Linked DNA regions of Homo sapiens: region 1 is linked to region 2. The links are chromatin contacts, found by Hi-C or POLR2A ChIA-PET in ENCODE. All regions are on one chromosome and are shown on one strand. The core of a region is the stretch at or near the end of the contact, and the rest is flanking DNA. Distances in the headings are between cores, read along the strand shown. Region 1 holds the start of PTGES3 (prostaglandin E synthase 3). Region 2 holds the start of TARBP2 (TARBP2 subunit of RISC loading complex).

Region 1 (7,826 bases), core at 2,166-4,665, 3.2 Mb before region 2:
CTGGGACTACAGGTGGCTACTAGTAATGTTTATATTAAGCTGGGTCATAATATCTCTTTTAAGGTTTATGGCCAATTTTTTTTTTTTTTTGAGACAGAGTCTCGTCACCCAGGCTGGAGTGCAGTGGGGAGATCTCGGCTCACTGCCACCTCCACCTCACAGGTTCTGCCACAGCCTCCCAAGTAGCTGGGATTACAAGCACCCACCACCAAGCCTGGCTAATTTTTGTATTTTTAGTAGAGACAGGGTTTCACCGTCTTGGCCAGGCTGGTCTTGAACTCCTGACCTCATGATCCACCCATCTCAGCCTCCCAAAGTGCTGGGATTACAGGCGTGAGCCACGCGTGCCCCGTCTTTTTTTTTTTTTTTTTTTTTTTTTGAGATGGAGTTTCGCTCTTGTCACCCAGGCTGGAGTGCAATGGCATGATCTCGGCTCACTGCAACCTCTGCCGCCCAGGTTCAAGCAATTCTGCCTCCGCCTCCCAAGTAGCTGGGATTACAGGCGCCTGCCACCACGCCCAGCTAATTTTTGTATTTTTAGTAGAGATGGGGTTTTGCCATGTTGGCCAGGCTGGTCTTGAGCTCCTGACCTCAGGTGATCCACCTGCCTTGGCCTCCCAAAGTGCTGGGATTACAGGCATGAGACACCGCGCCCGGCCCAATTTTTATTCCCTATACCCAGGAGACTTTTCTTTTTTTGAGACAGAGTTTTGCTCTTGTCGCCCAGGCTGTAGTGCAATGGCATGATCTCGGCTCACTGCAACCTCCACCTCCTGGGTTCAAGCAATTCTCCTGCCTCAGCCTCCCTGGTAGCTGGGATTCCAGGCATGCGCCACCACGCCCGGCTAATTTTGTGTTTTTTAGTAGAGATGGGGTTTCTCCATGTTGGTCAGGCTGGTCTCGAACTCCCAACCTCAGGTGATTCGCCCGCCTCGGCCTCCCAAAATGCTGGGATTACAGGCGTGAGCCACCGCGCCCGGCCTCCAGGAGACATTTTTACCATTTTGCACCCTTTCCCTTTGACTTCCTAATACAAAATTAACAACTTCTAAGTTGTTATCTTATTAGAAAGCCCCCTTATAAAATAGGATTGTTCTCACCTTCAATTAACAATTTTTTTAATTGCTCAAATCAGTCTATAAAGTTCTCTTTTGCAATTTGTGACTCTGGACATATATTTAAATTCAGTCGTTACAGGAGGATCAATTGGACCCAGAAGTCAAGACTGCAGTGACCTGTGATACCACTACTGCACTCCAGCCTGAGTTAAAGTGAGACCCTGTCTCAAAAACATAAAAAAAAAAAAAAATTTAGCCTGACATTCAGTGCCACCATTATTTGGTTGTGACCTATTTTTTCTTTTCTTTTTTTTTTTTTTTTTTTTTTTTTTACACAGAGTCTCACTGTCACCAAGCTGGAGTACAGTGGTACAATCTAGACTCGCTGCAACCTGCGTCTTCCGGGTTCAAGAGATTCTCCCACCTAAGACTCCTGAGTACCTGGGATTATAGGCACACCACGCCCAGCTAATTTTTGTATTTTTAGTAGAGATGGGGTTTTGCCATGTTGGCCAGTCTGGTCTTGAACTCCTGACCTCGTGATCCGCCCGCCTCGGCCTCCCAAAGTATTGGGATTACAGGCGTCAGCTACTGCTCCTGGCCAAATATTTTGTATTTTTAGTAGGGACGGGGGTTTCACCATGTTAGCCAAGCTGGTCTTGAACTCCTGATCTCCAGTAATCCACTGGCCTCGGCCTCCCAAAGTGTTGGGATTACAGGCGTGAACCAGTGCGCCAAGTTAACTTCCTTTTTTTTTTTTTTTTTTTTTTGAGACCCAGACTCACTCTGTCGCCCAGGCTGAAGTGCAGTGGCGCGATCTCGGCTCACTGCAACCTCCGCCTCCCGGGTTCAAGCGATTCTCCTGTCTCGCTCTCCCGAGTAGCTGGGACTAGAGGCGTGTGCCACCACACCCGGCTGATTTTTTTTTATTTTTAGTAGAGACGGGGTTTCACCATGTTAGCCAGGATGGGCTCAATCTCCTGACCTCGTGATCTGCCCGCCTCTGCCTCCCGAAGTGCTGGGATTACAGGCGTGAGCCACCGCGCCCGGCCCCTTCCCTTTTTTTTTTTTTTTTTGACACAGGGTCTCACTCTGTCGCCCAAGTTGGAGTGCTCACTGCAACCTCCGCCTCCCGGGTTCGGGGTTCGAGCTATCCTCCCGCCTCATACTAGCTAGTATTTGGCATTACAGGCAAGTGCCACCACGCCCTGCTAATTAGTATTTTTAGTAGAGATGGGGTTTCACCATGTTGGGTGGGCTGGTCCTGAACTCCTGACCTCAGGTGATCCGCCCACCGAACTTCCCAAAGTACTGGGATTATAGGCGTGAGCCACGGGCGCCCCGCCCAATTTCCCTTTTTAATGGCATTTGAGCTAGGGTCCAGGTTTCGTAGCTCCCACTACCTGTCCTGCACAACACAGACACTAAATACCTTAGTGCTTATTATGAAGCCCCGTTCTTCAGAAAGGTTTTATAGCACTTTCGTTAAACCTCCTTCCTGTTCAAAATGCAGCGCACTAGAGTATTTTTCCCCAATCCACCGTTAAGCGGCTTCTTCTTAAGCAGGACTGTTTTGGGTCTCTTGGTTGCTACCCCTACTACACCCTACTAATATGTTGCACAAAGCGACGGGGAACCCCTTCTCCCCCAAACGATGTGCGTGGAAACACACAATGTCCTACTCTCTCCATTCCCAGAAACCTAGACTCTCCCCTCAAATACCTTTCCTGGCTCATCTACAGCACTAAGGTCTCAAGGTAGGGGCAAAAGCCCGCCCCAATTGGCAAATGCTCCTCCTCCGCCAAGAACCTCGAATTTCCGCTGTCCCTGGACAGAGCCTCCAACCTTCAGAAAAATGGCGAGGTGGACCCAGGCCCTTGATTCTGAAGTGAGCCCTTTTCCACAGCACAGGCTTTTTACAGGTTTTTGTGGTGGAATGATGACTCAGTGAGCTGATTTACTCCCTCAAGAGTAACCAACGCGCCATTTCAGTTCTCCAGGATCCCGACTCCGTGTCCCTCCGCCTCAGCCTTGCCTCCCACTGTCAACGCAACCGTTTCTCAGAGAAATCGCCGAAGGCGCATGGCAGGGCAGTTGGGCCACTAACGGTTTTCTAACGCGAGAAGACAGAGCGGGAGGAGAGGCGGGAACGCGTAGGGACTAGCAGGGGGCGGAGTGGGGGTGGGGTGGCGGACGAAGGGCGGGGCCGGCGCCAGGAAGGATCGCGAAGGAGCTGGGAGGCCCCGCCCTTTCCGTAGATATCTCTAGAAAGCCGCGCCGGAGCCCAAAAACAAGGACTGCGCACGCGCGGCGGCAAGGCCCGGGCATTTTGCTGCGTCACCAGCCGCCGCCCGGCCTCACCACCCCTCGTTTGCACGCACGCACGTTCATTCTCCGTCCTCGCGCCCCTTTTCCTACACTTTCCTCTTCTCCCCGACCGGAGGAGCCGCTCTTTCCGCGCGGTGCATTCTGGGGCCCGAGGTCGAGCCCGCCGCTGCCGCCGTCGCCTGAGGGAAGCGAGAAGAGGCCGCGACCGGAGAGAAAAAGCGGAGTCGCCACCGGAGAGAAGTCGACTCCCTAGCAGCAGCCGCCGCCAGAGAGGCCCGCCCACCAGTTCGCCCGTCCCCCTGCCCCGTTCACAATGTGAGTGCGACACCCCGCCGAGGGAAGGTCGCCGAGTGAGGCCGAGGCCGCGTTGGGGGCTCCCTGGAAGCGGCCCCCTAGCCTTTCTCGCATCGGTGGTGGCAGTCGTTCCTGCCTGGGGGCGGGAGGTCCAGGATCCTTGTTCCGGTTACCGTTGGCGGGTGGAGGACATTTTTCCTCCAGATGTCTGCTTCCCCCACCCCTGAACCGTTCCTTGGCTTCCCCATGCCGGAAATCCTACTTTTACCCCTTTGGCTGTCTGGGTTACTCGCCTCTTTCGGTAACTTCACCCTAGGCCTTAAGCTCCCGGTAGCTGCTCGCCATGCGGCGCCCTGAAGCGTGAACCTTCGTGGGTCGCCTCTCGGCTGCTTGGGCGCTCCGGTTCTGTTGCTTTGTGGTCCCGGGGCCAGGCCCTGAGTCGAGTGCACCTGTGGTGGGTGCCGCCAGGTGCCTGGCGGAGCTCCTGGGAGAGCCCCACGCGGACCTCGCCGTGAGCTGCAGGTACTGCTAGGCAACTAGAAGGAAGCCATGCCCACGCCGCAACATACTTCCCTCTCCAGTGTCTGGGTTTCTTGAGTGTGGGTACTTCCAGTCCGCCTCCTAACTCCAGTCTCTTGAAAACACGGGAGGTTGCCAAAACTCAGCCGCTTCCCTGGCAGCGAGGAGGAGTTACCATTGAGCAGGTAGTTCCGCACGTGTCGACTTTGGAAAGATACGGACATTTTCTGTGTTTCATGTTCTACTTGAGGTGAGGTTTCACTATCTTGTTACAGTGTAGGATGAAATAGGTATGTAGTAGGCATTTAATTAACCTACAGTCGTCCCAAAGATCTTAAATTTGTGTGGAGGTGAATACAGATTCTATGGCAGTCTTCATTTTACGATGATAAAGGAAAGCCTTGGCGATTTTAACCGGTAAGAATTCTTGGCACTGCCGCGTACAGTGGGAACTGCCGGTTTTACAGGGTTTTTTTTTTTTTTTTTTTTTTTTTGACGGGAGGTTATTTTTCAAGGTACTAACTACGTCCTAAAAGGTATGGAGAACAATTAAGGTGGAACCTTTTTTTTCTTTTGTTTTAGACTCCATTCAGAAGAGAGAAGAGGGGAGTGACTTTATGTCTTTGGAAAAGTAATAAGGATTTGCTTGATTCAAGTCATGATACTGAGGCTGAGTATATTGGCTAGAAATCTAAAGGGATGCGTGAGGCTGAAGCGAGTTTATCACTGGGAACAAGCTTCTAGAGCACAGCATGTTAGAATTTTTGAAGGAGCCCCCTCCCCGAAAGTGATACGTAATCGGGGTTTTAAAAAATTTGAATTAGGCTGGGCGCGGTGGCTCACAACTGTGATCCCAGCACTCTGAGAGGCCGAGGCGGGCGGATCACCTGAGGTCGGGAGTTCGAGACCAGACTGACCAACATGGAGAAACCGCGTCGCTGCAAAAATACAAAAAAAATTAGCCGGGCGTGGTGGCACATGCCTGTAATCCCAGCTACTCGGGAGGCTGAGGTTAGGAGAATCGCTTGAATCTGGGAGGTGGAGGTTGCGGTGAGCCGAGATCATGCCATTGCACTCCAGCCTGGGCAACAAGAGTGAAAACCCGTCTCAAAATAAATAAATAAATTTGAATGTATATAAAATAGTTTTTGCTTTTCTATTTGAAAGCTCTCCTAAGTAATGTAGAAGGGACATCAGTCTTAACCTTTCATACTCTGAAAATCTGTAAGGGGAAATTTTTTGTCAGATGAGGCATTAAGCAGCTTTTAATAATAGAGCCAAACAACATATCTTTTCGCGAAAAGTATGTTTAAAATTGGCTTGAAGTAGAAGCATTTGATGGAGGCCACATGAGATATTTAAATAGGTAAGGAACGGCTATTACTAGGAAAGTAGATTTAAAAACTTGGGTGAAAAGTAAGTGTAAGGCCAGGCGCGGTGGCTCACGCCTGTAATCCCTATACTTGGGAGGCCGAGGCAGGCGGAACACGAGGTCAGGAGTTAGAGACCAGCCTGGCCAATATGGTGAAACCCCGTTTCTACTAAAAATACAAAAACTAGCTGGGTGTGGTGGTGCATGCCTGTAGTCCCAGCTACTCCGGAGGCTGAGGCAGGAGAATCGCTTGAACCCAGGAGGTGAAGGTTTCAGTGAGCAGAGATTGCGCCGTTGTACTCCAGCCTGGGCAATAGAGGGAGACTCCGTCTCAAAAAAAAAAAAAAAAAAAAAAAAGTAAGTGTAGCAGTAGAGAGACTATTCCAAAAAGTAGCCTCTCTAGTTAAAAAATAAAAATGCTACTTTCATGCCGGGCGGGGTGGCTCACTCCTGTAATCCCAGCACTTTGGGAGGCCGAGGCGGGTGGATCACGAGGTCAGGAGATCGAGACCATCCTGGCTAACACGGTGAAACCCCGTCTCTACTAAAAATACAAAAAATTAGCCGGGTGTGGTGGCGGGCGCCTGTGGTCCCAGCTACTTGGGAGGCTAAGGCAAGAGAATGGCTTGAACCCGGAAGGCGGAGCTTGCAGTGAGCGGCGATTGCGCCACTGTACTCCAGCCTGGGCGACACAGCGAGACTGTCTTAAAAAAAAAAAAAAAAAAAAAGAAAAGAAAAAATGCTACCTTCAAAACGAGTGATTCAATGCCACTTGAAGAGTGTTGGGCTGGGGGAAACAAGTGTTTTGAAGAGACCAGCTAAAATATTCTTTTAAAAATAATATATGCCGTTTAGTAAATTCTTCAGGGACTCTTAACAAGCTAAAGACTTAAATTTTAAAATGAAAGTTGTAAGTCAGTTATTTGAAGTGGAAGAAGCCTTTAATGGGTCGTCATCCAGTCTTAAGAATCTGGCTGATAAGGGTTTATTTTGTTGATAACTTGTTTTAAAAGTGTTTTTTTTGGAGACAGGGTCTTCCTCTGTCACCCAGGCTGGAGTGCAGCTGCAACCTCTACCTCCCGGGCTCAAGCGATCCTCCTTGCCTCAGTCTCCCGAGTAGCTGGGACTGCAGGCAAGCACCACCATGCCTGGCTAATAAATTTTTTTTAAGCTCTGGGGAGAGAGAGATTTATGCTGGGTGTCTTAAAGGCTTGGGAGTGTGTTTTCTCATTTGATTTACTCATTTGCTCTTCAGCGATTTCGTAGTTACATTTCTTTAAATCCTAAGTTATAAAAGTTTGTCTCATAATTTACATAAAAGCTCTTAATTTCGGACCTATCTTGGAGAAGGCTGGGATTTTTAGGACCTTCCCCCACTTAAGATTTTCCGCTTAACTAACCTTGCCAGAGGGTGCTACTTCGCATTTTCTTTTTGAATCATTGTCGTTCGACCGATTAAAAATAGAGAAAAAGTAAAATGTTTTATTTATTTTAGAGATGTTGGAAGTTGTTGTTTTTCCTGTCTAATGTCTTGTATATAATTAGGAAGTTGTCCAGAAACTTGCGTCTCTGATTTTGGTAAAAATCTTCCTGTCATTCAGCTGTGTAGGAACGAATCTCCAAAATAAAATTGTCCATCTTTAGCCTGCAAAACAAATTGTCGTAGTGAACATATGCTATATTGTTAATTGCTATAACTTGAGTATCTGATGGTGGGTGGCCTTTGTTCAGTATTGATTTCCTGTGCACTGTAACCTGGCAACTGGATTTTTAATTTTTCTTCCTGTGTTCAGTTAGACTTTAACTAGAAGGCAGTAGAAACTGGAAGTGAAAAATTTCTTGAGTGCAAGCCAGTGTTTTATTGCTAAATTAAGATTCTCCTGACTAATTGGATTTTCTCGGTTTAAAAATCTACAAGCTATCATTTTTGGGTCTTGTGGTTAGCGATTGTCTCTTTTCAGGGGAAAAAAAACCTTTGTAAATATCAACTGTTCAGAACCAATCTCGCTGTTAAACACCTAAGATCATATTTACGTGAGCTCAAAAAATACTCTAGTGAGCATATTTTGCTATGGAAATAGTGTATTGAACTTTTTACTATTTACTGTGTGGATCGGCAATTACAGTTTTGGGGTTTTTTTTGTTTGTTTTTTTTGTTTTTTTTTTTTTTGAGACGGAGTTTCGCTGTCGCCCAGGCTGGAGTGCAGTGGCGCGATCTCGGCTCACTGCAGGCTCCGCCCCCTGGGGTTCACGCC
Region 2 (6,791 bases), core at 1,399-3,898:
CTATTCCATTCTGTTTATTCTCAGACTTCCTCATGCCTGACCAGCTTGGGTCCAAGGACTGAGGGACCAAAAACCAGAACCCCTTCCTCCACCCACCTCAGGCAGTCAGGGGACACAGATACCTGGTTAGGACTACAGATGGAACTGGGGTAGCAGCTGCTGCAGCAGTAAAAACCGGAATGTCCTCAGGCAGTGAAGAGTCTAGGGGAGAAAAAGAACTTCCCGAGGGGAAGGGGGCCTTTGATTCACACCCATGTATAGGGGGAAGAGAGGGGTGGGGGACCCACGTCCTCCTGACCTCCCAATCCCCTAAGAGAACTTCCAAATTGAGCCAAAGAATCAGGGAGGCTCAACCAACAGCTTCCTCCTCGGATCCTTTGCTGCCAAACACCGGCGAAAAGACTGAGAAAAGAGAGTCTCAGAGAAGAGGGTATCTTTGTACCCAAGAACCAGAGGAGCAACAAACTCCAACCTGCGCGTGAAGGAAGGACATCTTGCTAGAACAAGGAGGTATGTTGGGGAGTAACTCCCTTTAGCCTCAAGCCTCTACCCCTCTCCCTCCCTAACCCAGGCCCCAACCTACTGCCACAACCCCTCTATGGGGCTAACCAACCCCTCCACCCCAAGAATTCTTCATAGCAGCAGAAGCCCTGGAAAACCCTGTTCAGGTCCAGAGGGACTCTCAGGAAGAGGCCAGGTCAGGGTGGCTAAGTGTCACCTGGCCAGGCCTCGGGGCAGAGTGGGTGGTGCAGGGCCTGGGTTCCTTGAAGGGCTTCTGGGATGCCTCGGTTCCTCCCTCACCTGCTGTCCTCCAGGGCCGGCTCCAGCATGCTCCCCCCTTTGAGGTGTTTGAGGGCCACCTCAGCTGCCTTGTGCTTGGCTGCCTTCTTGCTGGGGCCCTGACCTGAGAGAGGGGGCATGGGCAATACTGGAGGTCACTGAAAGGACGGGAAAGAAACCAGCATCCCACAGCCTCTCTCCTCGTAGCCAGAGGGAATCAATCAAGCCCCTTCTGACCAACCTCCCCCTGCTGAAGACTGGAAGTGTTTCACTAATTGCTGGAAGGAAGAGCCCTTATCTTTCCGTTAGCTTCCAGAATTAAGCCATGCCAAGCAGGACTTCTGAGCTCAAACGCCTTGGGTGGACTTCTGAGCGCAAATGCTTTAATTTCCTTTGCAAAGCACTTTCTTTTCCCTCAATAAATACAGAGAGCTGGAATAAGAGAGGGTAGGCTCTGGAGTAAAAGCCCCACTCTGCCACATACTAGGCATGTGACCATGCACCAGCCATTTACTATCTCAAACACTCAGTTTCCTCATATTCAACATGGGCGGGCGGGGGGAGGAGTCGGGGGGGCGGATACTACCACCTACAATCATTGGTTAGACTGAGGTTTAAAATTAAACGGGAATTTGGTTAAGCACCGGGAACAGAGCCCAGCACGCCAGGCACTCACTCCCCCAAATACTCCACTGGGATTTCAGTTATCTTCTCTTACTTTTCCTCTAGGGTGATGGGGATCTGCCAGATCACTGTGGGAGTCCTGCTCGCTCCTCTAACTCTCCCACGTCCTACCCACCTTCTTACAGCCCTGTTCTCCCAATCCAGTCAGTAGCTTTTCCCCTGAAATCTCTCCTTCCCTCACTGGCCTTGGAGAAAAGGACTGTGAAGAGAGAGACTCCAAGAAACAAAGCCATGGGGACCTGCAAATGCACACCCCAGCCAGGCTGCCCAAGCCTTCCTCACCAGTGCAGCTGGTGTCGCCAACGGTGACCCGGAAGGTGAAATTAGGCTGGTGGGCTTGGCCCTCGGCTTTGAGAAGGTCGTACACAGGCGTCTTCCCTATTCTGGTCCCATACTCCTGCAGAAGGCTGATCGGGGTCTTGCCTGGGTTGGCGGCCAGCATTTGCTCTATACTGGGGGAAGGGGCACAGACCCACATCACACCTCCCCTCTCTGCACCCACCTAGCCAAGCACTTCCATACCAGACCTAGGCACATTATGGGGGACATAGGGTCCAAGGAACCCCAGACAGTCTAGCATCCATTGGCTGGGTTCCAAGTGGAGGTGCAGGCTGGAAAAGTAGGGCCCACTACCCCAAAGCAAGGGGGGAAGAATGCATTGCTCCTGCCTCAGTTAAGGTGGGCACGATCCTGTGCCCCAATGCAGGTTGAAAGTGCATACCCCCTGACACAGTGCAAGCCAGGAACCCAGTACCCACCAAATGCACTGAATGTGGGGGCATAAAGCCCAGTGTTCCAGTGCAGTCTGGGAACCGGGCCAACCCCAAACTATTTAGAGCTGGAGGCAGCAGCCACTGCCCCGGTGCACGCCGGGAACCACTGCCCACTGCCCCAGTGCTTGCCGGGAACAACCCTCAGGCCAGGTGCATGCTGGGGCCGCGCCGCTACTCCCTCCGCACGGCCCCACGCTTTTCGCCCTGAAGGAATCGGTACGAGACGGCTCACCTAGGCAGCCCGCAGCCCGTGGTAGTGCCGGAGCCTTGCTCCTCTTCACTCATTCCCTCCTCCGTCCCCGCGGGCGCCACCGTGACTGCAGCCTCCACGCGCCCCAATACACAGCCGACGAGCTAGGGCCGGGGCCAAGCCCGGAGTCGCGGCCGGTAGGGCCCGCCGCGGGGCACGCTGGGATATGGAGTCCCCCGCCCACCCTACTTCGTGAGCCTCCATCTGGAGGGGAGCTATCCGCCCCACAACCCTCTGCGTGCGTGGCTCGCCCGGGCAGGCTGCACCGCCTTCTGGGAGGAGCGGGCCCTCCGCCGTCGCTTCTCGAGAAGGCCGTATTTTTTTGTTTGTAATACCGTCCCGCCTCCTTCCTTCCGCGCCCCCTCTCTCCCGGTCCGTGAAGCTGTGGACATGCGTACTAGCGGAGGGGAAGCCGCTGGGTAGGGAGGCGGTAAGGACTCACTTGGGCACGGAGCCTTTTGGATCGCGAGAAAACTACAGAACCCAAGAGCCCGCGCGCCATCTGTGTCGCAGCTGGAGAGGCAGGGTCAAGCACGCACGAGAAGCTTCATGGCGTCATTGGTTACTCCCATTGCGATTACTTCCCCTAGGTGCACTGAGATTGGTTACTTCGACTAAAGGGGCGGAGACAAGGAAAAGTCAGCCCCCCCCGACCCCGCCTCCTTGATGAAGGAAGGTTGTGATTGGTCCGGAGAGGCTGCCGTCGGATCCTGGCTCTTTGCGGTCTGGGAGGGTGGGCCTTACCTAGACGCCGGAGGGGACCGATCTCTGTTTCCGCAGGGCTCTGGAGCTGGTGCAGGTTTAAGTCCGTCTCAGACAGTCCCCTCAACCCACAGCCTAAGCCCCTTGCCCTTGGGCCTCCGTGACACAGAACTTGCTTCCTTTTCCTAGGTCGTCCTTCACCTCCCTTCAGGTGTTGCTTCTTTTGTGAAACCTTTTTAGAACCGCTCTAGTGAACCTCTCTTTAACTGGCGAGGAAACCTCTGGGGCCTGATAATCAGGCTGTAATGTGGGACGACAGGATTAGAAGGACTAGGCACCTTGGTGGTCTTGTTCCCTCTTCCATGAGTCTTGGGTCTCTCAGCTGAAGAGAGCAAAAGTGAATTTTGGCCGCCTAAGATTAATCAACTGATCTGGGTGTTGAGCAGACGCGCATTGTTTAGTCCTAGAGCCCCATTGCCTCCTCCCCCAAAGTTGCACAACCACTGGGCTGAGGGAAATCTTGTGACCTTGGAGAGAGAAAGGGAGAGACCACATTAAAAAAAAAAAAGGTTCTAATGAGTGTTCTGAGAAGGGGTCAAGAAAGATGTCTTACTCTGAGCCGGGGTTGGAGGTCCAGAGGAATCTTGAAATGATAATGAGGGGTCATCCAGGAACACTGGAGGAGGATGGGGCCTAGAGCCGAGTGAATTCCAAGTGGGTGAAATTGGAGTGAGTGGTGACAATCAAGGGAAGGAGAGCTGGCAAGATCGGTATGATAGGGGGAGCAATGCCAGAGCGCTAGGGATCCCAACTGAGGGGCTGCTCTCTCCGATGTAGAAAGGAGTCTATAAGACGGGTCATAGGGGGTTCCTGTGGAATCAGCCTGAGGCCTGAGGTGGGACCTCCATAGGACACCGCCAGCAGGGAGGCGCGGGGCCCAGGCGGGCCAGGTACGAGCCTGGAGCGCGCCGGATGGCAGCAGCGGGCTCCTTTAAGAGGCCGGCGGCTCCATCGCAGCATCCCCCGCTCAGGGCGTGTCCGTCCCGGGGGGCCAGGGGCGGGGGCCCTGGAAGGAGCGGGAGTTCAAGCCGAGCAGGGACGGGGCTAGGGGTCGGGGGGTGGGGGCAGAAAGCTGAAGCTGACACCCGTGCATCCGGACACCGCACGAGCATCGCCTGTGACAGCGCCCCGGGTCCGGTGGAGGGCAGCGGGGGGAGGAGGGAAGGAGGAGGAGAAGGAGGAGGAGGCGGGAGCAGCATCCGGAGCGGAGCTGCAGCAGCGCCGCCTTTTGTGCTGCGGCCGCGGAGCCCCCGAGGTGAGAGCCTGGCCGAGTTGTGGGGGGGTGGGGGGCAGGGATGGGTCTGGGTCCTGGGATCCGGGCGTGGAGGGAGGGTCGGGATGCAGATGTGGCCTGGTGCGGGGTGATGGCGTGGGGATGCTGAGGCTGTGGGGATGGAGGAACTGGGGACCTGGACCCGACGCCTGTGGGGCTGGGAAGGAAGGGAATGGAGCGGAGGGATGCCGCGGCCCAGCTTGGAGACGAAGGGCCTCCAGAGCTGGAAAGGACCGTATTGGGGTGGGGTGGAGGATGATTGGGGGACAGACTTAAAGGACAGAGGGCAAGAGAACATCTCCTCCCACTCATCCTCAGGAAGAGAGAGAGGGAAGGAGGAGGGAGAGTTTTGGCCCCCTCTAGGGAAGGAAAGGAAGGGCAAGGACTGATATACCCACCATCTCCACACACACACACACACACACACACACACACACACACACACACACACACACACACACACACACACACACACACACACACACACACACACACACACAGCAGGCTGGACCTGAAGATTAGTCAGAGAGCACCTGTTCCTGCATGCCCAGGCGTTGGTCCCCCTCCCCTTCAAGCTGTGATCCTCCTAATCCCCTCCAGCTGTGGCATTCACCTCCAGCTGTGGCATTCACCTCCATCCAGCTGTTGCATCCTCCCCTCCCCCATTCACGTGTGGGTTTCTCCCTCCTCTTTCTCTCCATCTCCTCTGGCTCCCCTAACCCATCTCCCCCAGTCAGGCCCTCCAAAAACCTCCTCCCTTTCCCACAAACACTCCTCAAACTCATTGGCTTAAAAATAAACAAGAGTTGAGACTTGCTGGTAACCAAGGCCTTGACTGAGAGGAGGGAAGAGTCAAGGCTCTGTAGACAGTGGGAGGAAACAGTGAGGTGTCCCTTAGAATTAAGGGAGGAGTCCTACCTTGTAGATGCTCATCTGCTGCCTTTTTCAGAGGAGCGTAGGTGAGTGGCCTCCAATCAGAAGGGAGTGCACATGAGGTCTCCTCACCCCACCCAGAGTCGTCTCAAGCCACAGTCAGTGCATCCCTCTAAACACATTTCCCTTGCAGTTCTCAAGGTGGACTCCATTGCTCTAGGAGCTCTGAGTTTCAGCCAGAGGGTCCTACCAAGCTAAGGCTAACAGAAAGGATTTAGGAAGGATAGGACTCAAGTGCCCCCTGAGCCTTCCTGTCCAGACACTGAAGTTTCTCTGAGCTTTAGGGCCCCACTCCCTCCTATCTCACACTTACAGGTGAAAAAAAGTGTGTCCCCTCAAGCGTATCATTCATCCACTCACTCCCATTGTCAACTGGGGTAATGTTAGGAAAACCCCAGCTCTCAACATGGAGACACCAGCTAAATATCCATCCCAGTTATGGACAGAGGAGGCAAGAAGTTAGACATGGCTCAGGATTTCCTAGGCTTCCTTATAGCTGAAGAGGGCAGAACCCTTCTAAAAACCAATTGCTTTTCCCCTCGTGGTGACACTGTGGTAGGATCAGGCTTTTCTAGGAAGAGGACTCTTGGTTCTACCACTCACAGCCCGGACTCTCGTAATGCACAGTCCTCCCTCTCCCCTGCCTGGATCTGGAGAGAAAGAAGGAATCAACCCTGTAAGAAGTCCTTGCTAGGGTGGACTGGAGATCACCCCTACATTCAGGTCCTCAGCCCTACACCAGTCAAGCCCTGGGACCCCCAGCTGCCATGCTTCTTCCAGTGAGGTGGAAATGTCTGCCCCTCACGCCAGCCACTCATGCATTCACTCACACTGTTGACTGAGGTGATGCTGGGAAGAAGGAGGATACTGTTGAGATGATGCCAGCAGGGGACATAGGGGCTTCATGAGGGCCTGGCCACAGAGACTGGTCTGTCTGGTTCATTGGCTCCCAGAAGGACTGGGGTCATATGTGTGCGTGGAGAAGGTGAGGAGACTGTGACAGTGACCAGATTCCAGAGGAGGCTAAAGATCATTCAGGATAGAGCCCTTGCCCTTTGGTTTCTTCATTCTTTGGTCTTTTTTTTCCCTCTTGTTTCTCCACCTCCCTTTCCACCCATACCCTCCCTACTGGCACTTGCTTTGAGAGAGAGAACAAGGGAAAGAAGGGAAGGGAATCACATTCATAAAAAACTTACAAGTGTGTGTTAGGCACTTTCCATATGGCTAATGCTTATAGAGAGCTTCCTGTGTGCCAGGTCCTGGGCCAAGAACTTTATTTTGATTTTCTTAATCATGCCCGTAACAAGACCAAGTGAGATAGTGTTATCATCATCTC

The links. A loop is a pair of places that touch in the nucleus more often than their neighbours do. ChIA-PET counts read pairs that join two places held with the same protein, here RNA polymerase II (POLR2A). Pooled maps may share reads with other maps.
Region 1: a pooled map shows a loop between it and region 2 (7-fold over the local background). The contact joins the promoter of PTGES3 here to the promoter of TARBP2 in region 2. A Hi-C loop is called at or near these places in 4 of 50 pooled maps. POLR2A ChIA-PET finds 5 or more read pairs at or near these places in 2 of 52 experiments (T-cell and activated CD4-positive, alpha-beta T cell).

The regions. Positions count from the first base shown.
Region 1 is chr12:56,683,873-56,691,698 of GRCh38, reverse strand. It overlaps PTGES3 (prostaglandin E synthase 3), which reads left to right and starts at 3,415. Exons shown (of 8, transcript NM_006601.7): 1 at 3,415-3,701. The coding sequence starts at 3,700. RefSeq lists enhancers at 1,427-1,952, 2,479-2,528, 3,005-3,530, 4,029-4,148, 4,259-4,308 and 1 more and silencers at 3,179-3,368, 5,755-5,814.
Region 2 is chr12:53,497,140-53,503,930 of GRCh38, reverse strand. TARBP2 (TARBP2 subunit of RISC loading complex) reads right to left here and starts at 2,648. Exons shown (of 9, transcript NM_134323.2): 1 at 2,470-2,648; 2 at 1,747-1,916; 3 at 802-904; 4 at 123-218. The coding sequence starts at 2,522. It overlaps MAP3K12 (mitogen-activated protein kinase kinase kinase 12), which reads left to right and starts at 4,473. Exons shown (of 14, transcript NM_001193511.2): 1 at 4,473-4,504. RefSeq lists an enhancer at 2,714-3,013 and a silencer at 4,107-4,356.